Linked DNA regions of Homo sapiens: regions 2, 3, 4, 5 and 6 are each linked to region 1. A link is a contact called in ENCODE Hi-C or POLR2A ChIA-PET data. All regions are on one chromosome and are shown on one strand. The core of a region is the stretch at or near the end of the contact, and the rest is flanking DNA. Distances in the headings are between cores, read along the strand shown. Region 1 holds the start of KLHL24 (kelch like family member 24). Region 2 holds the start of POLR2H (RNA polymerase II, I and III subunit H). Region 3 holds the start of FAM131A (family with sequence similarity 131 member A). Region 4 holds the start of PSMD2 (proteasome 26S subunit ubiquitin receptor, non-ATPase 2). Region 5 holds the start of CAMK2N2 (calcium/calmodulin dependent protein kinase II inhibitor 2). Region 6 holds the start of DVL3 (dishevelled segment polarity protein 3).

The links. A loop is a pair of places that touch in the nucleus more often than their neighbours do. ChIA-PET counts read pairs that join two places held with the same protein, here RNA polymerase II (POLR2A). Pooled maps may share reads with other maps.
Region 2: a map of CD8-positive, alpha-beta T cell shows a loop between it and region 1 (7-fold over the local background). The contact joins the promoter of POLR2H here to the promoter of KLHL24 in region 1. A Hi-C loop is called at or near these places in 2 of 168 maps with a recorded cell type or tissue (CD8-positive, alpha-beta T cell and naive thymus-derived CD4-positive, alpha-beta T cell), 5 of 37 single-sample maps with no recorded cell type and 17 of 50 pooled maps.
Region 3: a loop to region 1 is called in a map of ascending aorta, with 5 times the contacts of the local background. The contact joins the promoter of FAM131A here to the promoter of KLHL24 in region 1. A Hi-C loop is called at or near these places in 2 of 168 maps with a recorded cell type or tissue (ascending aorta and sigmoid colon) and 11 of 50 pooled maps. POLR2A ChIA-PET finds 5 or more read pairs at or near these places in 1 of 52 experiments (activated T-cell).
Region 4: a loop to region 1 is called in a map of naive thymus-derived CD4-positive, alpha-beta T cell, with 27 times the contacts of the local background. The contact joins the promoter of PSMD2 here to the promoter of KLHL24 in region 1. A Hi-C loop is called at or near these places in 2 of 168 maps with a recorded cell type or tissue (both naive thymus-derived CD4-positive, alpha-beta T cell), 4 of 37 single-sample maps with no recorded cell type and 16 of 50 pooled maps. POLR2A ChIA-PET finds 5 or more read pairs at or near these places in 2 of 52 experiments (BJ and activated T-cell).
Region 5: a loop to region 1 is called in a pooled map, with 3 times the contacts of the local background. The contact joins the promoter of CAMK2N2 here to the promoter of KLHL24 in region 1. A Hi-C loop is called at or near these places in 1 of 37 single-sample maps with no recorded cell type and 1 of 50 pooled maps. POLR2A ChIA-PET finds 5 or more read pairs at or near these places in 1 of 52 experiments (BJ).
Region 6: a map of gastrocnemius medialis shows a loop between it and region 1 (6-fold over the local background). The contact joins the promoter of DVL3 here to the promoter of KLHL24 in region 1. A Hi-C loop is called at or near these places in 1 of 168 maps with a recorded cell type or tissue (gastrocnemius medialis) and 7 of 50 pooled maps. POLR2A ChIA-PET finds 5 or more read pairs at or near these places in 1 of 52 experiments (activated CD4-positive, alpha-beta T cell).

What each region holds. Positions count from the first base shown.
Region 1 is chr3:183,633,664-183,637,782 of GRCh38, forward strand. It overlaps KLHL24 (kelch like family member 24), which reads left to right and starts at 1,960. Exons shown (of 8, transcript NM_017644.3): 1 at 1,960-2,130. LOC107986162 (a long non-coding RNA gene) reads right to left here and starts at 2,946. Exons shown (of 2, transcript XR_001741042.2): 1 at 2,872-2,946; 2 at 500-2,621. RefSeq lists an enhancer at 1,806-1,865 and silencers at 2,286-2,395, 2,406-2,475, 2,666-2,985, 3,036-3,365.
Region 2 is chr3:184,359,432-184,363,550 of GRCh38, forward strand. It overlaps POLR2H (RNA polymerase II, I and III subunit H), which reads left to right and starts at 2,279. Exons shown (of 6, transcript NM_006232.5): 1 at 2,279-2,715; 2 at 3,442-4,119. The coding sequence starts at 4,062. CLCN2 (chloride voltage-gated channel 2) reads right to left here and starts at 2,174. Exons shown (of 24, transcript NM_004366.6): 1 at 1,986-2,174. The coding sequence starts at 2,048. It overlaps LOC124906311 (a long non-coding RNA gene), which reads left to right and starts at 896. Exons shown (of 3, transcript XR_007096193.1): 1 at 896-1,326; 2 at 1,433-1,519; 3 at 1,788-1,880. RefSeq lists enhancers at 1-319, 320-831 and silencers at 1,949-2,538, 3,099-3,368, 3,439-3,708, 3,769-3,948.
Region 3 is chr3:184,335,278-184,339,396 of GRCh38, forward strand. It overlaps FAM131A (family with sequence similarity 131 member A), which reads left to right and starts at 2,323. Exons shown (of 6, transcript NM_144635.5): 1 at 2,323-2,441; 2 at 3,110-3,252. The coding sequence starts at 2,354. It overlaps EIF4G1 (eukaryotic translation initiation factor 4 gamma 1), which reads left to right. Exons shown (of 33, transcript NM_198241.3): 33 at 1-76. RefSeq lists silencers at 527-956, 873-1,073, 997-1,066 and an enhancer at 2,865-3,476.
Region 4 is chr3:184,296,372-184,300,490 of GRCh38, forward strand. It overlaps PSMD2 (proteasome 26S subunit ubiquitin receptor, non-ATPase 2), which reads left to right and starts at 2,870. Exons shown (of 21, transcript NM_002808.5): 1 at 2,870-3,030; 2 at 3,480-3,536; 3 at 3,909-4,073. The coding sequence starts at 2,896. RefSeq lists a silencer at 2,538-2,877.
Region 5 is chr3:184,259,981-184,264,099 of GRCh38, forward strand. CAMK2N2 (calcium/calmodulin dependent protein kinase II inhibitor 2) reads right to left here and starts at 1,573. Exons shown (of 2, transcript NM_033259.3): 1 at 1,137-1,573; 2 at 1-247. The coding sequence starts at 1,305. The coding sequence ends at 177. All of the region lies in intron 2 of EEF1AKMT4-ECE2 (EEF1AKMT4-ECE2 readthrough), which reads left to right. RefSeq lists enhancers at 1-227, 228-779, 2,665-3,427.
Region 6 is chr3:184,153,176-184,157,294 of GRCh38, forward strand. DVL3 (dishevelled segment polarity protein 3) reads left to right here and starts at 2,202. Exons shown (of 15, transcript NM_004423.4): 1 at 2,202-2,621. The coding sequence starts at 2,461. RefSeq lists a silencer at 2,099-2,448 and enhancers at 2,786-3,663, 3,664-4,119.

The DNA.
Region 1 (4,119 bases), core at 710-3,209:
CTATTCAGCAGCTACCTCCTGAGGAGCGGGAATTATTAAGCATACATCAACAAATATAAAAAATCAGTGTAAGAACAGCATTGTACTTCTCGACAGCAATACCAGAATCTAGGTGTTAATAAAGCAGTATCTTCGAAATCCCGAATAAATATAATTTATAATCTAGATTGTATGATTAGGCAACATCATCATTCAAAGGTAAAATAGAGTGATGATATTTTTAGACATGAAAAGTTCAAAAATATTTACTTCTCATGGACCTTTTCTTAGGAAGCTATTTAAGAGGAATGTGCTCTACCAAAATATGAGGCAATGCTCGAAATCACAGAAGAAAATGCTAGGATGCTGGAGAAGGGAAGACCCAAGACAGAGAAGCAAGCTTCCCAAACAGTCATTGGAACTGCGGACCAATGACTCTAAGAAAAAAGTACAGATACACACACACACACACACACACACACACACACACACACACATACACACACGATGGATTATCTGATGGGTTTGATTATATGGAGTTGTATTGAAAGCATTTTATCGTTTTAGAAAAACTAAGAGGACATTGTGATAGATCCATAATAAAATAAGCAAAGAAAGAGGATAATTATTAAAACTCCAAGGAAAACCAAAAGCCATACAAGATGGGAAATTGTATACGATTTGTCTCAACAATGAATAATAAATACATGGTCTCATTAGCGTAAACATTAATGATTTAACCAGATTATGAGAAGGATAGCTTCCTTAATAGGAAATAGTCATACATTATTTGGAAATATATAAATACCAGAAGAAATAGCTCAAATAATTGAATAAGAGATGGAAAAGAGGCCTAAAAAGTATGTTTAAAAGGCCTGTATATAGGCCTTCCATATTATTTCCGCCTCTGGTCATCAGAACACAACGCCTAATTTAATAGAGGCATGACGGTATTCATGACATGTAGAAGATAGAGATTTTTAAATTTGGTATCAGAAACCAAAAACTAGTTAAATGGTTGCAATCATCCTTTAAAAGAATACCTGCAGGCGGGGCGCAGTGGCTCATGCCTGTAATCCTAGCACTGTGGGAGGCCAAGGCAGGCGGATCACTTGAGGCCAGAAGTTCGAGACCAGCCTGGCTAACACAGCCTCTACTAAAAATACAAAACATTACCTGGGCGTGGTGGCGGGCACCTGTAGTCTCAGCTACTCGGGAGGCTAAGGCGGGAGAATCGCCTGAACCCGGGAGGCAGAGGTTGCAGTGGGCCGAGATTGCGCCACTGCACTCCACCCTGAGTGGCAGAGCGAAACTCTGTCTCAAAACGAAACAAAACAAAAAGCTTGCAGACACAAAACGACAACACAATGTCCTTTAGGAACTCCATCTACCTTGGAAAACAGGGATTTGTGACAGCTTTGGTCGACGTGCATGTGCGTTTAAAATAAAAAGGTAACCTAGGATTTGATACCAGGGACAGTAACAGCTTTATCAAAAAAAAAGAGGTGGTTTTCCTTGCTCCTTCTAAGGACTGGGGTTTTAGTCTCGTCCACCCTGCAGGCCCTCAGGCCTGATTTCCGATTGTCTATCAAAGGGTCAAATAAAAAGCTCTCTAAGCTTCGACCCAAGCTTTAAAGTCGAAGGGCTGATCGCGGGCTTTTTCCTTGGGACGTGGCAGGGGCCTTTGAGGGAAGGAAAGAAACGACTCTGGCTTCTCACTCGGCTCCTTACACAAGAGGCATTTTTTTAACTGTCTCTGCTTAAAACAAGGTGTTTTTGAGTCAGCAGCCCTTTGGGTGGGTCTCGTCCTCTTGGGCACCCGACACCCACCCCACGGCGGGAGCCCCAGGTGGCCCCGGAGGCCACCGGGAAGCGTGAACTACATCTCCCAGGGTTCCCCGGGGCGGAGGACGCCCACCCGGATTGGCCAGGGTTCGCTGACGCTCAGTGTTTTGGCCCGGACGGTCACATGTTTCCTTTGTTGTGAGCTGCGGCAGAGACTGGTGGCTGGAGGAGACGCCGGCGCTGGAGAGTGCGCTGCGCCGCCCGCCGCTGAGGGACCGCGGGGTTAGCCACTGCTGGCTGCTTCCAGTGTTCGCCGAGAGGTACCGGGGGTGACAGCTCCGGGACCGGCCGAAAGGCGAGGAACCGGTCAGAGTCTGAGTCCTCGGGGGCGGAGGGGCGACGGCGGTCCTGACCACCGGGGTGTCTGCGGGAGGGCAGCCAGCGGCGGCCGGCCTCTCAGAGCCAGACTGGCGGTCTGCGGAGAGGCTGCAGCTGGGCTACAGGGCCCCTTTCTGAGGCGAGGGGCCTCCAGGGTTCACCTGGGGGGTCTTCCTCCCCCGCTTGGTAGCTACAGCCCTGAGGGAGGGCGCGCGCGCCTCCTGGCACTACGGCCCGGAACCGCGGCGCGGCTGGTGCGGCCTGGCTAGGGCGGGGTGGTTGCCGGGACTGGGGGTAGCCGCAGGTGCGGTAGGCTAGTCGCCGCGGGGCCGGGCGCCGCCGGGGGAGGCGGCTGGGCAGACGGGTGCTGCTTGTTGCCGATGGGCTGCGAACGGGGCGCTGCTTTTTATTTCAGGAAGCCCGGGGGAGTGCGACCGCCTCAAATCCAGCCTTCTTGTTTGGTGGGACGACCGTCGGTTCTGTCCGGGAGGAATGACGGGGTCAAGGTGGGGTCCCCAGGGCCGCGGGCCCGTGAAGCCCCATTAAAGCGATTGCGAAATGCACTCGGCACTGTCACCTGACCGTTACCCCCGCCCCCGTCCCCTGCGAGCCTTTGTTTACCACGATCGCGACACCCGGCCCGCTGCGGCCGTCCCCGGGGAGCCGGGGCGGGCGGGGGAGCGGGCGTTCCGCCGGCGCAGTCCCCGCCTAACCTCCCCACCTTCTTACCACTCCAGGACTCAGTTTCTTAATTTAGTTCCTAATGGACCCGCCCTCAAGTTCTGGACACCCCGGGTGAAGACTGTTAACGCGGCGGGGATTGGGCGCCTGCGGCAGCTTGTGGGCGGTACCCGAGGGAGAGTTCGAGTTTTTATTGGCGAGTTTTTATTGTCACTAGGTGGGCCTGCCCTGGGCCATTCTTCCCGCCCCCTTGAAGGTGATCTGGAGGACGCGCGGGAGCGCGCGCTGTCGCTGCTTTTGCAGCTGCGGCCCGAGTGGAGCCGGGTGGCGCGGGTGCGGGAGGCGCGCGCTCCCGCCCCTGCTGCGGGCGGCTGGTAGCCTCGGTGGCCGCCGCCGCCGCTGCTGCTGCCTGATCCTGCAGGCAGTTCTGGGCACGCAGAGATCGGCTACCGTGGCCTGCCCTCCGAGGACCGGAAAATTAACACCCTTTAACTAGTGTCGCGTTATCTGCCGGGTGGTTCGCAGGAAGTCCTGCGAACACGTTGTTGCCAGTTCTGTAAACGTGTTTAGATAGCTAAATATAGATCACAGTGCCACATCTTAGGGGGCCCCACGGTCACCCCTGAGGCAGTGGCTGTTCACAATTGATTTTAGTGGATTTTAATGATTAATCACTTGCTCTTGTGGGCAGCTTTTCAAAAATCACGTCTTTGTATTTGCAGCTACAGACTGGGTCCACCAGCTAAGAGGTTGGTTTTTATTAGGGTTGTAAAATAGATTTAAAATCTGCTTGTTGTTGGCTGAGATTTAAAAGCAGATTTCTACTATTTAAAAAAGATAGTTTGAAGATACTCCCCTAAAAAGTAAAGATTCTTCCATACTCGGCTCGGATGAGTTGTTTTCCTTGTTTGAGGGATTCTAGGTCACACACTTCTATGTTTTAATTCCCGTGGTAATTCAAAATGTTTGAGAAGTGGGTTGCGACTGTGTCGTTTTAAAATTGTACATTAAGCTGACGGTAATAAAATCTTCAAGACCAATCATTTTTAGCCATAGTGTGTTGAAAATGGTTTTTCTAATCGCTTGAGTTAATAGGGTATTTGCGTTTTGTCAGATTTTCTTCTGCAGATATAGGAATTCACTCAAGACTTAATACACTTGTTTTGTTTTTGAGACAGGGTCTCACATTCTGTCACCCAGGCTGGAGTGGAGTGGTCTCACTCCGTCACCCAGGCCATCTCAGCTCACTGCAATCTCCGCCTCCCGAGTTCAATCGATTCTCCTGCCTTAGTTTCC
Region 2 (4,119 bases), core at 1,029-3,528, 730 kb after region 1:
CCCAGAAGAGGAAAAGGTGGAAAAACCTGTGGCACAGTCTAAAAGTGGGAGGCGGGAAGGCCAGGGAGTAAGGGATGATCAGGGGCACATGGGCAACAATAAGAGCCTCGTGGAGCTCGGGGCAGCTGAGTTGGGCCCAGGAGCAGGCGCAGCCCCAATCCTTATCACGTTCCTGCTGGGCCTCCGGCCTGTGACCAACTCAGCTGCACCTCTCCCACCCACCCTAATCCCCTTGTCCCCATTCTCCACTGCCACCCCCACCAGCCTGCCAGCCCAGCTGGGAGTGGAAAGCCTCTCACTTAGGGTGGGTGGAGAGGGCTTGGTGGCCTCAGCCCCATTCTGGAGCTGCACTGAGCCCAGCGGTGGGTTGGGGGACAGCGGAGGCTGAGGATGGCTGGGCTGTGACTGTGGATGCTGGGGTGATGGGACGGGAGAGTCGCCTGAACCATGGCTAGACCTGCCAAGCTGGGCGTGTGTTGGGGGGCGGGGAGGAGTAGATTCTGGCTGCCACCCGCAGAGCTTCGGGACACAAAGGGCTCCTGTTGGGGCTGGGATGGGGGGGAGGGAGGGAGGGAAAGATAGAGACAGAGAGAGGGTGAGAGATAGGAAAGGGAAAGCAAAGAGAAGAGAGGGAACTAGAGAGGAGAAAGTAGAAGAGAAAAGAGAGGGAAGGCGAAGGGATGGAGAAGAGAAAGAAGGGGATGAGAGAGGAAGAAGTACGGAGGAGGAAGAGAATGGAGAGTATTAAGAGGCAAGCACGGTGTAGGAGGAGGGAGGTGAGAGTGGGAGAGAAAGACAAAGGGATAGGATGGTGAAGGGGGGCGGGAGCAGGCTGGAGCACAGAGTGCCCGGGACAGAGCTCGACCCTGAGAGCTCATTCCAGAGACAGCTGGAAGGGACGGAGATGGAGAGGTGGCTGGTGTTAAGAGGCACCATTTCAGAGGCCAGGTGCCTGGCTTCCTTGACCATGCTCCTATCCTGGTCTGGGCAGATTGGCAAGTGTCTCCTACCCCATCCCAAGGGTTGGCCCCTCTACCCTTGCTCTACTCCCACCTCTCCCTGACATCCTGATTCATCCAGCTACTTTCTCCTAACTGGGCACCTCCCAGACTTATAGCCTCTCCTCTCCAAGACGTTCCCTCCCTGCCACCTTCCTGGGCAAATTCCAGCCCAAGCTGGTAAAAAGGAACCACGGGCCCCTTCCTTTCCCTAGGGCTTGGGTCTTCCACCCCAGTGACATGAGGAGGGTCACGTGGCTTCTCAAACACCAAGTAACAATGGGGGCGATAAGTCAGCTCAGAGCCCAGGACCCCTGCTTCTAATGAGGTCAGGGGACACACCCTGGGGTGGGTGGGGGCTGGATACCCCGCATCAGCATAGACAAAGGTCCCAATTCCCACACCCATTCCTGCTTCACCCACCCTCCCTAAAGCTCCTGTCCCCCAGAGTGGCAAGCCACCTTTTTCCAGAGTCAACTGAGGGGCTCCTGGAGCCAACGCTGGGTGTGGAGCCTCCAGAGGTAGGGTCTGGGGCTGACCATCTTTCTACACACTCGATTCTATGCTTAGCATGGTGCCATGCACATGGCAGGGACACAGAGAATGTCTTGGGTGGTGGAGATAGTGGCGTAGAGAAAGTTCAATGGTGTGAATGGTGCCGCGGAAGGGGCAGTGGGGTGCTGAGACTTGGGCCCAGGTGGTGAAGGGGAGGTGCAAAGAAAACGTGCATGTTGTGGGGTGAGGGGAAGGACACCTGAGACAAGTACCTGGTGTCCTTGTCCTCTGCAGGCCCTCAGCCTCAGCCAGAAACCAGCATGCAGTTTTCCATCCCTTCGGCCCTGCAGCCTCAGACTTCCAAGCCTCAGTTTCCCCAGCTCAAAATGCTAGGACAGGATTAGGGTAGGCCCCTGGTCCTCGCGCTTCCCAGGGTAACCTGGAGCAGGGGTCCCGGAGCGCACTCCTGGGGCTCAGCTCAGCTTCACTTACCAGGGTCTGCTCGTACTGCAGCGCCCGTGGCTCCATCCCTTCCTCCGCCGCCGCGGCCGCCATCTCCGCGCACTGCCCTCTCGCCTCCCTCGGCGGTTCCGGCTCTGTCCTGGACTCGGCTCCCGGCCCGCAAAGTCCGCGCCGGCAGCCGTCCCGTCCCCGCAGCCCGGGAGGCCGAGAGCAGAGTGCGGCGGGCCCCCGGCGGGCGCCGCTGGCGCAGCCTCCCGCTCGCGTCCCCTCCCCGGCGGGCGGGCCGAGGGCGGTGCCCTCTGCGCTGCTCCGCCCGCCGGCCCATCCGGAGGGGACGGCCCAGCCAGGCTGGGGTCCGCGCGGGGCCTCCCGAGAGGCGGCAAGGGGCGCTGGGAAGGCGCAAGCCCGCGCCGGCTCCCTGCGGATGCCCGGGTCGGAGAGGGGCGCCCGGGAGGGGCGGGTCTACTGGCACGTGGAGGGGCCGGCCCGGGTTCGCGGTTCCCCGTGCCCAGGCAGGAGGGGCTGCAGACGCCTGAGCTCCGTAGGGGTTGGGGCTGGGGGCTGCGGAGCTGTCTACATCGGACTCCTCCGGGTCAGCCCGTTAGGAGCCGCCTCCCCTCTGCCCCTCCGAAGAGACGAGCGGCCCAGACAGGCCTGGGAAGGCCCCTCTGCCCCGTCAGGGGTGAAAAGCAAAGCTGGAAGGATTCGGAGAGGGTTGGGGCCGTCTTCCTCATCCTTCCTTTTCTCGGGGCTCCCGTGGGTAGGTGCACTTGGAGCAACCGGGCCTGCGGGGTGTGCGGGGGTGGAGGTTGGGGAGGGCACCGGAAGGGGTAGGCCGGAGGGAAGGGAGCTCCAGGTGCCGGGAAGTCTACTCCTGGGACGCGGGCGTGGGTCGCTTCTCCCTGGCTGGGCCCAAGGAGGAACCCAAGTCGCTGCTTCCATCCCTCCGCTTTGGGGGAACTGCCTGCTGGTGTTCTGGGTTCTCTATCAGGGGCTGGGGAAGGATAGAACAGAGGGCGGAGCGCGCGCAGGGTGGATGGGCAGCGTAGAGATAGTGTGAGAGGAGCGAGGGCAGCGCCCAGGAAACGCACAAGTGTGCGGGAGAGCCAGCACCAGGAGTAAGGGGCATTTGGGAGGCAGAGGCGGGGCTCAGGGGGCGGGAGCAGTGCCCGGGAAGGGGGGGCCTTGTGATAGAAGCCAGCACTCAGGAGGAAGGGCCAGTGTGAGGGAAGAGCTGGTATCCAAGGGACAGGGCAGTGCCAGGCTGAAGGGGCACGGAGGGGATCCGTGTCCAGGAGAAGGCAGTGGAGGGGGAACGCGCAGCACTAAGCTGGAGGGGTAATGCCCGGGGGAGGGGGGTGGCGGGAGCCCGGCTGAAGGGGCGGTGTAGGGGAAGAGAGCAGGGCCTGGGGGGAAGAGGGAGGGCAGTGGTGGGAGGGTGCAGTACGAGAGGAGGGGACAATGCAGGCTTTCCTCTTCTCCATAGCGACGTCATGGCAAATTCCCAAACTGGACGGATCCGGCTCGGGTTACGTCCAGCAGGGCCGAGCCGGCCCAGGCCGGCCCCGGGGTCCTCGGTGCCGGCTGGAGGGGCTGGGCACCTCTGGGGCGGGGTTCTGCTCCACCTGCCCTCGGCGCGGACTGTGCCCTCGGCGGGCACGCGGACCGGCGGGGTAGGGCTAGGGCCCGGCTTCTCTGGGCCAAGGATCAAGGTCCCTGCCTGGGTTAGGCCCCCACGCATTCCAGTCTTCGGAACCCGGCCTCTGAAGAGGGCGCAGTAGGGCCCCAGCGGAGCGCGAGAACCCGCTCTACAGCCTATTGCTTCCCCGCCCTGGGCAGAGCCACCTGGACATGAGACCCGCCCTCAATGCCGAAGCCTCTCGGAAGCAATCTTTCGGGACGGAAGTTAAGTAGCCCCGAGCGGGAGGCTGTGGCGGAAGTGGTCGCGTTACCGCTTGTTTGTGCGCATGCGCCACTCTCGTCTGGCCGCCGCGCTTTCAGGAGGTGCTTTTGGTTCTCTCCGGTCTTGTCCACGCTAGGGGGTGCACGTACTCCCAACTGTGGTCGCGCTCTCACCCCTTCTGCTGCTCTCGTGGCCCCCTCGCGATGGCGGGCATCCTGTTTGAGGATATTTTCGATGTGAAGGATATTGACCCGGAGGGCA
Region 3 (4,119 bases), core at 1,073-3,572, 700 kb after region 1:
TACCACCCCTGCTGTTGCCTGGGCAGGGGGAAGGGGGGGCACGGTGCCTGTAATTATTAAACATGAATTCAATTAAGCTCACTGCCTTTCTGCTTTATGCCCTGCTCCCTCTAGAGAAGGTGTTTATAGGTGGGGATCCTTCCCAGAGCTGGTACTGTAGCGCTGTTCCCTGTAACCTGGCACCCCTCCTGCCTCTTCCCCTGTCCATGATTGCAGGGATCTGAGGTTTCCTGGAAGGTTGGGCCCTCAGATGGGCTTGATAGGTGCCTTCCTGGTCCGGAGAAAAGGGAGATTAGTGATAGGACATCCTTGCTAGGCTCTGCTCTCCTACCAGAATGATTCAAGCCCCTGTGTGGGGAAGGCTTTTGGGTTTCGGGTTGTTTATAGCTGGAGAATCCCTTTATGGCTTGAAGGTGTCATCTGTAAAATGAAGGGGCTGGATGCATGAAGGGAGGTTTTGCGACCCCGTGTAGTGTGACTGGGCTGGCTTAGTGAGTGTTCGCCGCCCCTGCCTTCAGGTGGCAGTCGGCTCTGGGAGGAGAGGACCGGCATTTTCGAACCCGGTCCAGGCCGCCTCTGCGTGGCTGTGACGTCGCTGCGCCCCGCCTACTTTGGGTGGTGACGCGGCGGTCACGCCCCCGCGCTTACGTCACCGGCCCGGTTCCCTCTCCGGGGAGCGGCGGCGGACGCGCGGCTCCCACCCCTCCCCTCTCACGGGCTCTCCCCTCCCCAGTGTGGCCGCGACCCTACCCTCTGCAAGGCGATGGCCCGCGCCCCGAGCGCAGGCTAGCGTGCCTGGGTGCCCGGCCATGGGCTGTATCGGCTCTCGGAGCCCGGCGGGTCAGGGTAAGAGGCGGAGGCCGGGTACGGGTTGGGGAGTCGGGCTGCGGCCGCCGGTGCGCGGGCCGCGGGTGGGTGGGGGCCTTGAGGAGGGGGCCGGTGTCGGGAGAGGGAGGAGCCTGCACCGGGAGGCGGGCCAGGCAACAGGAGGGAGCGGGAATGAGCAGGGAAGGGGCCAGACCGACTCCGGTTCGCTCCCACGGCCTGCCTGCCTTGGGGTTTTGCAGGGCAGACGCATGGTCTCGCCGCTGGCTGCCGTGTGCCCACTGCTCAGGGTGGCCGGAGACGCACAGCCCCGGGAGGGGCTGGGCAGCCCGATGCCCCCACCACTCCAGCCCTCGGCGACTGGCCTTGCGCGCCCACACACACACTCCCCTCCGCCTACACCTCTGCCTTCACAGTCCTGGGAGTGGCCCTGTGCTGGGAACCTGCTTCTCCCAGCCGTGTCCCCATCTTCTTAAAGAGGTAGCCTTTCGGTCCTGGCTAAGCACCCTACCACAGAATTTTTGTCGGACATTGACTCCCCTCTTCAGTCAGTCGGCGAAGGGGGACTGAGGTCCCGTTTGGGGCACCTGTGAACACTGAATCACCTCTCACCTATTACAGTTGTTTTAATGTCCTGCCCCCACTCAGCAAAAACAAATCACTCTACTCTGTGGAGGGAAAGAGGAACCCAGAGGCAGGCCATCAGGGCTTCCTTCCCACAGTGCTGACCCCTGCCTGGGCCTCGGTTTCCGTGGGTGGCCATGCACACCGGGCCTGGCCGTAGTCCTGTGCATCAGAGGTCGGCCAGCTTCCTTTACTCCGGTGTGGTGGATTTCTCCACGCATAAGGCAAGGCAGGACTGGGTTTGGGATGGGTCCTGGACCTTCAGGGCAGGTGGTCAGTCACACAGGCCTTGGTGTGGTTGGTACTTGATGTTCTTTGGAGCTAAGACTGGCTGAGATTTGTACTTCCCTTGAGGAATTCTGGGATTTGTAGTCCTAAGTTAACCTCGTGGCTTTTGAAGCTGAGGAGCAGCTGACTGCTCTGATCTCTCTGGCCCTATCAAGGCTTGGAGTTCAGGAAGTCATCACCTTCTCTTGTCAGGGGTGAGTTTGGCTGACCTCAGGACTGGCCTCGAGAGCCCTGGTTAGGTACCAGTTGGGGGCCAGGGATGGCCTGTAACCTCCTGTTTTCCTTCTGGTTGGTAGCATTTCTGGGGACCAACAGCTGGCCGAGGCTCAGGGATAGAGACGGCTGCTCCAGCTAAAGGTCAGTTGTGATGTACATTGCCTGTTGGCACTGTCTAGGGAATGGGCCTCAGCTCCCCGAGTCCCAGAGAGCTTGGCTGAGCCCTGGTGTTCCCACCTCCTCAGAGCCATGAGGCAGGAATGTTCTCCTTATGTGACTAGGCACAGGTTCCAAATGGGGAGGGGACTGGCTCAGCATCCGGAGCCAAAACAGGAATAGAACTGGGAGCTGAGCCTGGAGCGGTTCTGGGCTTTTGGTTCTCTGCATCAACACAGCCAGCATGCCTATGATTTCTGTGCTGGGCAAAATGTTTCTGTGGCAGCGTGAAGGGCCTGGAGGACGATGGACTTGTCAGACAAGTCGCAGAGGTGAGACCAGGGATCATGGATGTGATCTGGGAGATGATGGGAAGCTGAGCAGTAGGGTGCTTAGGTGGAAAAGGAAAATTACTCTGGCTTAGATATTAAGAACCAGGCTGAAACAGGGAGAACCAGGCTGGGGCCAGACAGGGCATCAGGAAACGGCTTCAGGGGACAGGGGTGAAAATCAGAAAAAATATCATGAGTTCGTCAGAAAAGAAGAGTAAAGAGCTGTGGACCAGCTGAGGCTGGCGAGAGGAAAGAAGGCAGCAGGAAGAGAGAAGGAAGGCAACCCTCCTGCAAAGGGTCCAGGGTGGCGGTGGTGGGGGGGACAGTGATGGCGGAAGAACTCAGTGTGCTTTCCAAGAGGAATGGGTAGGCTGGGAAACGGGAAGGAGAGTCAGAATTTATCATTGTTTGGTTTCACCCTAGGGTTTTGAGGCAAAATTTATCCAGAGCAGGAAGGTGGCAAGTGGGCTGCCACAGAATGGCCCCAGGGGCCCGAGGGTCAGTGATGTGTGGGATGGGGGCTTTTAGAGTTGAGGAGAGCACTCAGTGGGCGCTGGTCTTCTGGAAGGTGGGGGAGGGGCCGAGAAATGATACGGCAATACTGGATGAAAATGGGGATCTCTGCAGAAGTAGGGGCACAGCTCAACAGCCTTTCCCCTTCCTCTCAGTGTCCTCGGACCCCGCTTGGGCTGTGGAGTGGATCGAACTTCCTCGGGGTCTCTCTCTATCCTCTTTGGGATCTGCTCGAACCCTCCGAGGCTGGAGCAGGTCCTCCCGCCCTTCCTCGGTGGACAGTCAGGACTTGCCAGAGGTGCTGGGCCCCTGGTGGTGGGGGGAAGGAGGACGTCATCCATATAAAGGGGATCTGCAGCCCCCACCCACGCCTGGCCAGCCAGCTTCTGGCTCCCTTTTCCGGCGGGCGGAGGCGCTATCCGGCGGCGGGCCGGGAGGCCGCCCCCGTGCCGGTCTGCTCTGCTCGGCGCTGTGCCAGCAGGCGGAGAGCTCGCGCCTTCCGCGCTGACGTCAGCGCATCCCGGGCCGTATCCCGGGAGACCCTGTTGCGTGGTGATGGGTTGCCAGGGAGACATACACCTTTTCTCTGGGCCTGGGCCGCAGCTGCGCGGAGCGCCGGGCACGGATGGCGGCGGCTGAGGGGAGCGAAGCGAGGGAGGGAGAGCAAGCTAAGAAACACCCAGCAGGTGCTCCCCCGCCTAGGCCTGGCTGGAGGCTACTGGCGCCACCCTGGGGGCCCTGTCAGCCAGGTACCCAAGGGGAGGGATCGAGGGTGGGCCTCAGGTCAAGGGGCAGTGTTGGCTGCCCTTGTGAGGGACGGGAACGTGATAGAAGAGAGCTGGGCAATGCCGGGGAGGGATGTGTGCCTCCAACTTCATTAAGTGAGGGAAACATTTGCTGGGGCTTGTCAGGGAGCCCTGAGCCAGGTACAGGGTGGAGTTAGGAACTTACGTGCATCAGACTTAGGCCTTGCCATCCTGAGCTCCCTCGGGAGACAGACAAGGGCAATGATGGGGGCGGGGTGTGTCAGAGAAAAGAAGAGGCTGTCGGCTGAAAGCATTATTTGCAGGTGACACTTGAGATGGGCCTTAAGTGATGGCAAGCATTTTTTCACGTAAGGATGGCATTCTTGGCCCAGAGGAAAGCTGAGTTCCTTTTCCTGGAG
Region 4 (4,119 bases), core at 1,620-4,119, 660 kb after region 1:
AAAAAAGCAGGCTGGGCGCAGTGGCTCATGCCTGTAATCCCAGCACTTCGGGAGGCTGAGGTGGGTGGATCACTATGTCAGGAGTTCAAGACCAGCAGGAGAATCGCTTGAACCCGGGAGGCGGAGGTTGCAGTGAGCCGAGATCGTGCCACTACACTCCAGGCTGGGCGACAGTGGGAGACTCCATCTCAAAAAAAAAAAAAAAAAAAAAAAAAAAAAAAAAAAAAGCAGTTTTAGTGGGTCTATCATGATTTACAAATGGAGAAACCTCATGATTTTCCAGTGCCTAGTTCTGGCCTCCAAAGACAGCTCCCAGTGGGTTGTTATTATACACAAAGATGGCCTGAAGATGAATGCAAAGCCATTCATTCATTCATTCATTCCGCATGCATGCATTCTGCAAATATTTATCAAGGCTCACTACAAGCCAGGCGCTAGGCTGGAGGCTAGGAGCATAAAGATGAATAAGACACAGTTCCAGGCCGGGCGCAGTGGCTCATGCCTGTAATTCCAGCACTTTGGGAGGCCAAGGCAGGCAGATAACTTGAGGTCAGGAGTTCAAGACCAGCCTGGCCAACATGGTGAATCCCCGTCTCGACTAAAAATACAAACATTAGCGGGGTGTGGTGGTGCATGCCTGTAGTCCCAGTTACTTGGGAGGCTGAAGCAGGAAAATCACCTGAACCCGGGAGGCAGAGGTTGCAGCAAGCTGAGATCATGCCACTGCACTCCAGCCTGGACGACAGAGCGAGACTCCGTCTGGAAAAAAAAAAAAAAAAGAAGAAGGAAGTCATGGATAAAGAGGAGTTTTAGAAAAAAATCCCTCTACAGATGACTGAAGAAAGCATGAAAATGTATGGACACCGTGAAGCCAGAGATAGAATAGGCAGAACAGTTATGGACTGTTGAATTTTTGTCTGCAGACCAGCGCTGGGGGAGTCATTGGCAATGGCAATGGAAGGTCATGCCTAGAATCCAAGCACTGAGTGGAAAAGAGCAACAGGTATTTAAAATGGATTCAGACCTTTACTTCCGTATCTACACAAACATTTACCCAACATTCACTCTGTGATATGTTGTACTAGGTGTCTTTTTCTTCAATGTGTCAGAACCCATAAAATAAGATTGCTAGAAGACTCCTGAGTGTTCCCACTAGGTGAAAGGGAGAAGAGATACTTCCTTTTTTCTCACCTTACACGCACACACACACACACACAGCTGAAGAAGAAACTCTGGGGTTTGCCTAAAACAGTCAAGGGCTTTGAAGACTGAAAGACTGAGCTTTAAATTTTGATTCCGCCGGGCGCGGTGGCTCACGCTTGTAATCCCAGAACTTTGGGAGGCCGAGGCGGGCGGATCACCTGAGGTCGGGAGTTGGAGACCAGCCTGACCAACATGGAGAAACCCCGTCTCTACTAAAAATACAAAAATTAGCCGGGCGTGGTGGCACAAAAATTCAACAGTCCATAACTGTTCTGCCTATTCTATCTCTGGCTTCACGGTGTCCATACATTTTCATGCTTTCTTCAGTCATCTGTAGAGGGATTTTTTTCTAAAACTCCTCTTTATCCAGCTACTCGGGAGGCTGAGGCAGGAGAATCACTTGCACCCGGGAGGCGAAGGTTGTGGTGAGCCGAGATTGCGCCATTGCACTCCAGCCTGGGCAACAGGAGAGAAACACTATCTCAAAACAAATAAATAAAATAAAAAATAAATCCTCATTTTACTACTTGATATGATCTTCTCTGTAAAATGGACCTAACCCTACCAATCTCAAAAGATTGTAAGAAGTGCATGGAATCACTCGAAAGCAGTCCTGACATAAGCGCGTCAGTCACACGCCTCTAAGGCTTCACAGGGAAAGACGAGAAGATAGAGGACGAAGACCTTGTCTTGTTCTGCTTTTAGCTCCAGAACTTGGCGGGGAGCACAGGGCTTTATTGATCGATGTCAACTCCACCTGGCTCCCCAAAGTATTTAAAATGGTAGCCACGGGAATAGCAGAGTACTCTCTTTCAACTGGGGAGGAATATCAAATGAGGTTAATAGGCCGGGCGCGGTGGTTCACACCTGTAATTACAGCTCTTTGGGAGGCTGAGGCGGGCAGATCACTTGAGGTCAGGAGTTCGAGACCAGCCTGGCCAACATAGTGAAACCCCCGTCTCTACTAAAAAATACAAAAATTAGCTGGGCGTGGTGGCGGGCGCCTGTAATCCCAGCTACTCGGGAGGTTGAGGCACGAGAATCACTTGAACCTGGTAGGCGGAGTTTGCAGTGAGCCGAGATCGCGCCACTGCACTCCAGCCTGGGCGAGAGAGCGAGCCTCCTTCTCAAAAGCAACAACAACAACAAAACCAAATGAGGTTAATATTCCACAGTGGTGTGGGGCTAGACACAGTTACACAGACTTTATACAGGCGGCAATCAAGCGTCCTGGACGTCAAGAAATCTAGTTTGTCTGTCGCGCCACGCAGTCAACTGGAGTGTCACTGTGGGTTCTATTTACACCGTTATGAGAAAAACCTGTGGCGGAGTAAAACTCGGTAACTCCGCTCGCAGACCGCCCATCTACAGCAGTGAGCGAACCCAAACCCCACACGGCCAAGTCCCGCGGGTTTCAGGAAACTCCGAAGAGGTCGGGGGCCAGGGGCGACTATGGCGCGGGGGAGGCTGGGAATTGTAGTCTCCACCTGCCTCCGAGGGCGGGGTCCGAGGGCGGGGCTCTCAGGCCGAGGGGGTGGGTGGGTCGCCGAGCGCCCCGGCTCGCCCCGGCGTTTCCGGTCGCAGGCGGGCTCTGGAGGAGGAGGGGCGCCGCGACCGACGCGCGCGAGTTGGTCTGGGAAAAAGGGCGGTGCGAGCGGGTGCGCGCGCAGCGGGCCGGCAGTGGCGGCGGAGATGGAGGAGGGAGGCCGGGACAAGGCGCCGGTGCAGCCCCAGCAGTCTCCAGCGGCGGCCCCCGGCGGCACGGACGAGAAGCCGAGCGGCAAGGAGCGGCGGGATGCCGGGGACAAGGACAAAGAACAGGAGCTGGTGAGGCGCGACCCCGAGAGTCGGCGAAGGAGGCTGCGGGGCTGAGTCACGGCGGCTCCGCAGGCCTCAGGCCCGACACCCAACTACCCCACCGCGCCAGGGAGAGGGCGGTTGGGGCGACCCTCGGGACTCCCGGCACCTTGCCTCTCTGCTCCTCATTCTCCGTTCCGCGCTGTCACCTCCGCCGTCCCCACCAACCCTCACCACCGCCGCGTGAAGTGGACTCGGGCAGGTCATTGTCACCTCCGTTTCCTAGAGTGGCATTCAAGTAGAGCCTGATTCAGAACCCAGGCTGATTTCTCACCAGGGCTTCCCATTCCCACTCGGTTTCCTTGTCCACCTGGCCCCTCCTAAGGAGGCAGGCTTATTCTTCACCTGCCCCGGGTAAGTGGGAGGAGGACGTCTTTGGGATTCCTTCTCTTCATGAGCTGCTTCTCCCAACCCTCCAGTCTGAAGAGGATAAACAGCTTCAAGATGAACTGGAGATGCTCGTGGAACGACTAGGGGTGAGTCACGATGTTAACATGATTCGGTGCATGTTTGGATCTTTCCCACTTGTTTTATTCTTTTTTGAGGCAACTGCTATGTACGGTGGACTGTATTTTAGGGTCAGTGTTATGATGATGTTGGGAGGCAGGAGAGTTACAAAGGGTATTTGTACAGTTTTGCAGCTTTCTCTTGTGGGAGAAGCAGAGTTCTTACCTCTTAACTTGGGTCATTTGTTTTTGTGCCAGGCAGGGTGCAGGGAGTTGAGGAATCACAGATGAATGAATAAGACACAGCATTTCCTTGGAGGAGTTGTTAAGTTAAATATCTCTGTATTATGACTTGAAGGGGTGTGACTCCTTTTTGTCTGAGCCCTGTCGTCTCTTGATCAGGAGAAGGATACATCCCTGTATCGACCAGCGCTGGAGGAATTGCGAAGGCAGATTCGTTCTTCTACAACTTCCATGACTTCAGTGCCCAAGCCTCTCAAATTTCTGCGTCCACACTATGGCAAACTGAAGGAAATCTATGAGAACATGGCCCCTGGGGAGAATAAGGTAAAACTGTTTCAAACCTGGTGGAGGCCTAGTTTAGGAATTCCTT
Region 5 (4,119 bases), core at 323-2,822, 630 kb after region 1:
CCGTGGTGCTGAAGCGGACAGCTCCGGAGTGCCTGGCGGCGGCGGCGGCACGGCCCTGCAGCCCCCGCCCGCGGGCGCCTGGGCCGGGGCGGGGGGGCGCCGGCAGCCGCATCGCCGGCCCGCGCTCCTGGCCGCTGCGAGGCTGGGCCCGGAGCCCGCCGCCCGAGCCGGCGCGTCTACACTCCGGACGGCGGCTTCTCCCCCATCCCCTTCAGCACGTCGTCTATCCGGTCATCCTCGATCACCACTGCGCAGGGAGAAAGCGCGTCAGCCGCGCGGCCTCGGGGGGCGGCGGCGATGAGAATGAGCCCCGCGTCCTAGCTTCCCGCGCAGCTACTGCCCGTGGCCCAGCGACGCCCCTCGGAACCCTGTGCCGCGGTGTCCTCCCCGTCCGAACTCTTCTGGAGACCCAACCCGCCGCCAAGCCTAGACCCCCTCCCCTCCCGATGGCGGAACGCCCCTCTTCCAAAGGCTCCAGCTATTCTCCCTCCCAGTGCGAGCCCTCCTGCCACCTGAGCCTTCCTCCCTCTGAGTTGATCAGAAACCTCTTGCTCACGGAATCCCCCTCTTCAACCCGCACTTCAACAGATCCCCCTGCTCAAATGGGGCTCAAACCGAGTATCCAGCTGGTCCAGCCCTCTCCTCAACCTGAGCCCTCTCGCCGCTGGAACCCCTCTTCCGATCCTGGCACCAACAGAGCTCCCCTCCCCATGCAAACAACCAAGACAAGCGGACCCCCGGCCTCCTGCCCTCTCTTGTTAGACGTCCCTCTCGACCCGAAGGTTCTTCGTATTGTCCACCGACTCAGTATTTGATCCCAAAGAATCAGCCCGTTACCCCGTGCTCCCACTTCCGTGCAGCCCCAAATGCCCCGACCGGCCCCTCCCCCTCGCCCGGGTGCCAGGGCTCTGCTTCCAGAGGTGGCGAGCATCGAATCCGGGGCACCGTGTTCCCGGGAGAAGGGAAGAGGGGGACACACACTGCAGCGGGGACCCCCCCCTCCAGCCCGGGCTGGAGAGCGGCTGGTGCGCTGGTCTGCGGCAAGAGCTGCGGGCACTCGGCGGGGAACGGCAGCCGGGGGGCGCCCGGCGGAGGGTTTCTGGGTCAGGCGGCGACTCCGGGCCCGGGCCGCGTACCTCGCTTGGCTCGGCCGATCTGGCCCAGCTTGGGGGGTCGCTTGGCCTGGTTGCCCGCGAAGAAGGAGTTGGTGTCCTGCAGGCGGCAGCTGAAGGAGAGGTCGGAGCCCTCGGGGTCTGCGCCGAAGCGGCCCATCTTGTCTTCGCTGTAGGGCAGGATCTCGGACATGGCGGGCGCGGGGTGGGCGCGGGGCGGGAGCGGGACTGCGGCGGGGCGCGGGCGGCGGGCTTGCTGCCGGACCGGCCCTACCTCAGCAGGGGAGCCGGCGGAAGGATGAAGTCATGCAGCATCCGGGGCTGAGGAGCCAAGCGGGGCCTCCTCCCCCGCGCCTCCGCCTCCCGGGCCGCTGGGCAGGCGGCGGCGGCGGCGGTGGCGGGGACCGGGCGGGGGCGGGGGCGGGGGGCGGGGGTGGCGGCGGCGGCGGCAAGAGCGGAATGACGATGAGCGCCCGACTGCGGCAGAGCACGGCGGGCGGGGCGCGGTGGAGGCGGGGCGGGCACTGGCCAGGGGAAAGAGGCGGGGCCGGGGGCAGGAGCGCGCCCAGCTACCCCGGGAACAGAGGCAGCTGGAGTGGGAGGTTCCCGCACTGTGGCGGGGAATGGCCAGCACGTGGGTCTTGGGGAATAGTACCAGCCAACCCGGCCGGGACCTCGCGGGGAGGGGCGGGACCGAAGGGGGGTGGGATCGAGCCTGGTACTGGAGGAGCTTGGAGGAGGGTCTGACCCCTAGGCTGGGAGAGGCGTGCAAGGGGGACTGGGAGCAGGAGGGCAAAAGCTGGCCGGGCGCGTTGGGGCGGGAAGGCGGCCGCAGGGCTGGCAATGGAAAGCGGGGAGCGGGAAATGCGCGGGGAGGAGACTCGGGTACAGGGTGACTGGGGAAGGCACGAACCCACAGCGCGGGAAGAGCTCGGGCCAGTGGGATGGTGCCCTTGCCGCTGACGCGCTCTTGTACTAGTTGCTCTGCTGGTCTTAAGTAGATCGTCAGGGTCCGTGCGCCTCTGAGTGCCGGTCTGTGTCTCTGTCTCCGCCTTTGTGTGTGTCAGTCCATCTCTAAGTGTCTGTATCTCTCTGTCTCTGTGCCCCGTATCTCTTTCGCTGTGTTATGGCCTTTGTCTATGCCTGTCCCTTAAGTGTCTGCCTTTCTCTATCTATCTCCATTCTTGACTCCTGTATCTCTGTGCCAGTGTCTCCGTCTCCTGAATCTGGGTATTTCAGTCTCTCCTAGGAGGGGTCTATAGAAACTGGGCCGACGCGCGCGCACCAGGGCAGACACCCCCAGCCCTAGTCCGGTGGCTGTAGCCCCCCGCGGCTCTGGAGTGGTGCGCTCGCAGTGTAGGAGGAATGAATGGCGGCGTCGCGGGGGGCGCCCTGGGCTGCGGGTGACGCGGGGAAGCTCGGAGCACCTGAGGACGCGGAGCGCGCCAGTGTGTGCCCCGAGGGAGTGCGGTAGAGATGGAGGGTGCCCCCCGCCCTCGTTGCTTTGGACCACGGGTGAGTTCTCGCCTCACCGATGGGAACATGCCCTCTTCTCCCCTTGCCTCCCGCCCCCACAACCCCCGCCCTGGCTGGCCGTCACCCGCGGCGTCACCTGCTTGCCAGCGCGCAGGAGCTCTGGCGCAATCACTGGCCTTGGGGAGGAGGGGGTGTCTCACATGCGGCGACAGTGACGGCAGCGCTGAAAACGGTAATGATCACCCTGTACGTTCATTCCACACTCCAGGCGAACGCGCTTTCCTTCCTTAATCTGGCCAAATTACCAAATCACACAGCTGGTGAGGCTGCCTTGTAGTGGGTCTCCTTCCAACACTTTCTCGCCAGGTGTTAATACCGGAGACACAGGGACAAACGCAATGGTGGCTGCCCAGGGAACTGGATGGGGGGGGCGGTATGCCACAGGATACCTTGATGCCAGCCTCACTCAAGGGCCCAGGCCTGGGGGCCCATCACTATGAAGCCCTCCTCTGCTCTGTCCTAGTCTCCGGGATGAGGGCCACAGCTGGAGGTGGAGGCCCAGCCTGGAGTGAGAGGAGCCCTGAAACTGGAAGGACAATAAAGGCGGAAGACTGGGGTCACTGGAAGAGAGTCCAGAAAATTCCACATACACTGGAAGTTGTCCAGTAATGGGTTCCAATCCTGACTCCCACTTTCTCAGTGACCTTGAACTGAAGGACCCATAATCATGGTTTTAAAAAATTAATTCGTTTGTACTTAAAACATTTTAGGAGGCCGGGCTCAGTGGCTCACGCCTGCAATACCAGCACTTTGGGAGGCCGAGGTGGGTGGATCACCTGAGGTCAGGAGTTTGAGACCAGCCTGATCAACATGGCAAAACCCTGTCTCTACTAAAAATACAAAAAAAATTAGCCAGGTGTGGCACACACCTGCAGTCCCAGCTACTTGGGAGGCTGAGGCACAAGAACCGCTTGACCTAGGGTGGCAAAGGTGGCAGTTGGCGGACATTGGGCCATTGCACTCCAGCCTGGGTGACAAAGCGAGGCGAGACTCCGTCTCAATAAAAGAAAGAGAGAGAGAGAGAGAGAGAGAGAGAGAGAGAGAGAGAGAGAGAGAGAAAGGAAGGAAGGAAGGAAAAAAATTTTAGGAAAATTAAGAAAATCACATAACATCTTTTTTTTTTTTTTTTTTTTTGACACGGAGTCTTGCTCCGTTGCCCAGGCTGGAGTGCAATGGCGCGATCTTGGCTCACCATAACCTCTACCTCCCAGGTTCAAGCGATTCTCCTGCCTCAGCCTCCCGAGTAGCTGGGACTACAGGCACACGCCACCATGCCCAGCTTTTTTTTTTTTTTTTTTTTTTTTTTTTTTTTGAGATGGAGTCTCACTCTGTCGCCAGGCTGGAGTGCAATGGCGCCATCTCAGCTCACTGCAACCTCCCCCTCCTGTGTTCAAGTGATTCTCATGCCTCAGCCTCCTGGGTAGCTGGGACTACAAGTGTGTGCCACCACTCCCAGCTAATTTTTGTATTT
Region 6 (4,119 bases), core at 952-3,451, 520 kb after region 1:
AAAAATTTGGCGGGCGCCTGTGGTCCCAGCTGCTCGGGAGGCTGGCGTGAACTCAAGAGGCGGAGCTTGCAGTGAGCCGAGATTGTGCCACTGCACTCCACCCTGGGCGACAGAGTGAGACTCCATCTCAAAAAAAAAAAAAAAAAAAAAAAAAAAAAGCTGTTTAAATACTATTTGACTTCCAAACATATTACTTTGATAAAAAATGTAAAGAAGGTGAAGGAAAGGGTATGAAGTGACGATATACATAAGGTGTGTGCAGGGGCTAGCAAGTGGGTTCATTTTCCTGGAGTCAAAAATTTGGCCAGGATATGAGACAAAAGGCTGTAAAAGTAGGTAGAGGTTAGATTATGGGGGGCCTTGAATAGGGATATTTGGGGGCTTTGGGGAATGTGGAAAGGTTTCTGAGTAGAAGAGGTATCTGAATGATGTTGTTATTCTAGTGTTAATTTGGCAACAGTGTATAAAATGGAGTAGAAGGAGCCCATACTTAAGACCATAGCATCCAAGGCCCTATGTAATCTGGCGGGTCTATGTTTCCAGCCTCACCTAGGACTGTTCCTTTAGTCATGATGGCCTTCTTATTCCTCAAATGTAACATGTTTATTCCTGCCTTGAGCCTGTATATTGGCTGTGCCCTCTGCCTAGAAGGCTGTCACCCCAGATCTTCTCATAGCCACTTCATCCTTGCTATTTCTAGGTCTTTTTTTCTGGAAGAAGTTTTCTCTAACCAATCAGAAACCTCTTTCTCGTTTTGTTTTGGTTGTTTTGTTTTTGTTTTTGTTTGAGGCGGAGTCTCGCTCTGTCGCCCAGGCTGGAGTGCAGTGGTGGGATCTCGGCTCACTGCAAGCTCCACCTCCCGGGTTCAAGCGATTCTCCTGCCTCAGCCTCCCGAGTAGCTGGGACTACAGGCATGCGCCACCATGTCCAGCTAATTTTTGTATTTTTACTAGAGACGGGGTTTCACCATTTTGGCCAGGCTGGTCTCGAACTCCTAACCTCAGGTGATCCACCTGCCTCAGCCTCCCAAAATGTTGGAATTACAGGCATGAGCCATTGCGCCTGGCTTCCCCTGTCACTATCCCATCACTTTGTTTTACCTTCTTCATAGCAGTGGTCACTCTGAAGTTATGTATTTACAAGCCTATGTGCTTCCCTCCAGCTGAGGGAAGGTCCTGAGAGCAGCCTTGTCTGTCTCGCTATCGCTATATCTCATGCGATATGCCTTATACACAGTAGGCCTTCAGTATTTATTAAATGAATTAAAAGTTAAGGGGTGAGGAGATCTGTGAGGAACCGGCTATACCTAGTTCTGGAGTTCTGGTTTGAGACTTACTGTCTTAGGCATGCATGCATCCACTTATCTTTTTTTTTGGGGGGGGGCGAGGGGGGATGGAGTTTCACTTTTGTTGCCCAGGCTGGAGTGCAAAGGCAGGATCTCGACTCACCGATCTCGGCTCACCGCAACCTCCGCCGCCCGTGTTCAAGCGATTCTTCTGCCTCAGCCTCCCGAGTAGCTGAGATTACATGCATGCGCCACCACGCCCGGCTAATTTTTTTGTATTTTTAGTAGAGACAGGGTTTCTCCATGTTGGTCAGGCTGGTCTTGAACTCTCGACCTCGGGCGATCCGCCCGCCTTGGCCTCCCAAAGTGCTGGGATTAGAAGCGTGAGCCACCGCGCCCGGGCCCCACTTATTCCGCATTCAACCCATTTATTAAACCACTACCTTGCAACTGGACGCTAAGGTTATAGGGAGGAATCAGAACTGGATGCTGTCCTTCTCTCGAGATCAGTTTAGTAGACTCAGTGACAGCAGTTGTGCTTCTCAAGAAACACTGAAGGGCCATGTTGAGGTCATTCTCCTCCAGGGATCCAGAGTCAGACCCACCCTCTTTCCCCAGACCATTTCTGGGGACCAAAGCAATCCCTGCATTCCACTCTTCCTGGACTGCAGAGGAGTCGCCGATCCCACTTGGGTCCGGAGTCAGGGCCTTCAGGGGTCCGGGAACGCCGCCATCCCGGTGAATCTCCCCTTCCGTTTCTAGGGACCCGGGACCGGAGCGCCGCGGCCCGGCCAGTGGGCGGGAAACCCTGCCATCTGCCGCGACGCCGGCGCCTCTCCGCGGCGGCCGGGGGCGGGGCGCGCCGGGGCGGGGCCGCGCCGGGCCGGAGGAGGGGAGCGGGCCCGGACGAAGCCCTGGGCCGGGAGGGCCGCGGCCACCGGAAGAGTCGCGGTCGCCAGTCCAGTCGGGAGAGTGGGGAGCGGAAGCGGCGGCCGCGGCGGCGGCGGGCGGCGCTGGGACCCGGTAGCGGCCGGAGAACAAGGGAGCTGGCGCCGCCAGCAGCCGCCGAGCTGGGTTGAGCCGCTGGGCCGCGCCGCGCGCCGCCGCCGTCTGGGAGGCTCGGCCCGGCCGCCCGAGCAGGCCGCGCGCGGGCCGCCGGGCCCGAGGCCAGAGCCATGGGCGAGACCAAGATCATCTACCACTTGGATGGGCAGGAGACGCCGTACCTTGTGAAGCTGCCCCTGCCCGCCGAGCGCGTCACCTTGGCGGACTTTAAGGGCGTTTTGCAGCGACCCAGCTATAAGTTCTTCTTCAAGTCTATGGACGACGATTTCGGGTGAGGATGGCCCCCGCCCCGCCTCCGGGAGCCCCGGCCGCTCTGGCTTCTAAGGGATGACGCGGTCCGTTTCGACTTGCCTCGCTACACCGGCTCCTAGCCCCGCTCTGACTTCTAGGGGCGACTCGGCCCATTTGGGCCCCTTTGGTTCCAGCCCCAGTAGCAACTCCCGTTTACCTCTGAAGAGGGGACGTTGGCCTCCCTTGTTTAAGGGGACGTCCAATTCCCCACTAGCAATCAGAGTTCCTGCCGGTGCGGTCCCCTTACCTCTTCAGAGACCAGTGGCCCACAGAGACAGACACACCCCCCCTCCACCTAGTTTCAGAGCCCGAGTCCCCCATCCTCCTCCTGCCGAGGAGCCAGAGCCACCTTTTTCCGCACAGACTTGGGTCGTGTGGCCCTCGTTCTTCGCCCCCTTCATCTTTTCAGCAGCACAGCTCCCAGCCATATTTGGAGTATGCTGCATCTGAGGGCTCTGCTGGGACTTTGAGCTGGGGGAGGGGTGTCGGGGGTGCTCGGGCGCCTGGCCGCGAGCGGGGTCTGCAGATCTGATGTTTATCTAGCTGCCTGCCCTCTCCTTTGTGGGCTGTTGTGGGTGTTGTCACCGGAACAGAGAGCCTGACCCCTGCGGAGTAGTCCTCACTGACCCAGGTGCTGATCTTTCCTCCAATTCGGGCTTTTTTCCTCCAGTTGGTGGCCAGTGGAGAGACGTTAGGAAGGGCCTGGGGCCTGGGTGGGATAGCCAGGAAGAGTTTCTTGGTGTTCTCTATCTTCCCCTCCCTGGTGGGGTCTTCCCTTCCACCCAGCTGCAGAGATCTGGACAGGCACAGTTTGGAAGCAGTCACTTTCCCTTTAAGAGGGGATGGAATGTTGGAGCCGGAAGGTTCTGAAGCAGCTGGCCTGGGAAGAGGGGGGCCTGGCTGATCCCCCTCGAACCCCCCCAACTCCCAGGAGACTGGGGGAGGGGGAGGCGCCCACACTTGCCTGCCGCCTCACTAACTGGGCGCTGGGCCTGGAGGCGGTGGGGAAGGCCCCTCCAGGCCTGAAGGCTGCCTCTCCAGCCCTAGCCTGAGGCCTGCACTGCTCTTTGGAGCTGAGGCCCCACAGCCAAGAGGAGACATTCTTCTCCCCAGTGTTCATCTGTCTGGCTTCTCTCCCAAGCCCCTGGCCCACCTAGCACTAGGAAGCAAGCACCTTCTGTCTAATGCCTGGCATGTTTTGCTGTCACCTTCTGCCCTGGAACTCAGGGTTGGATGAGCCCCTGAAATCATGTGTGTGAGAGTGCTTTGTACAGTGGGCAGTGCTTTGTAGATTCTAACTATTCTTGTTTCTGTTGTTGTTCCTGCCCTGGGGTGGGGTGCTCCTGGTGTGATAATGATTGTCTGCCTTCAGCCCAGAGACAGACACCTCTAATTGGAAGATTCTGAGGAGGGATGGATCTAGAAGGGGTCTGGGTGAGGGGGTGGATACTTTGGCCTGGCAAGAGAAGAATAGGGTT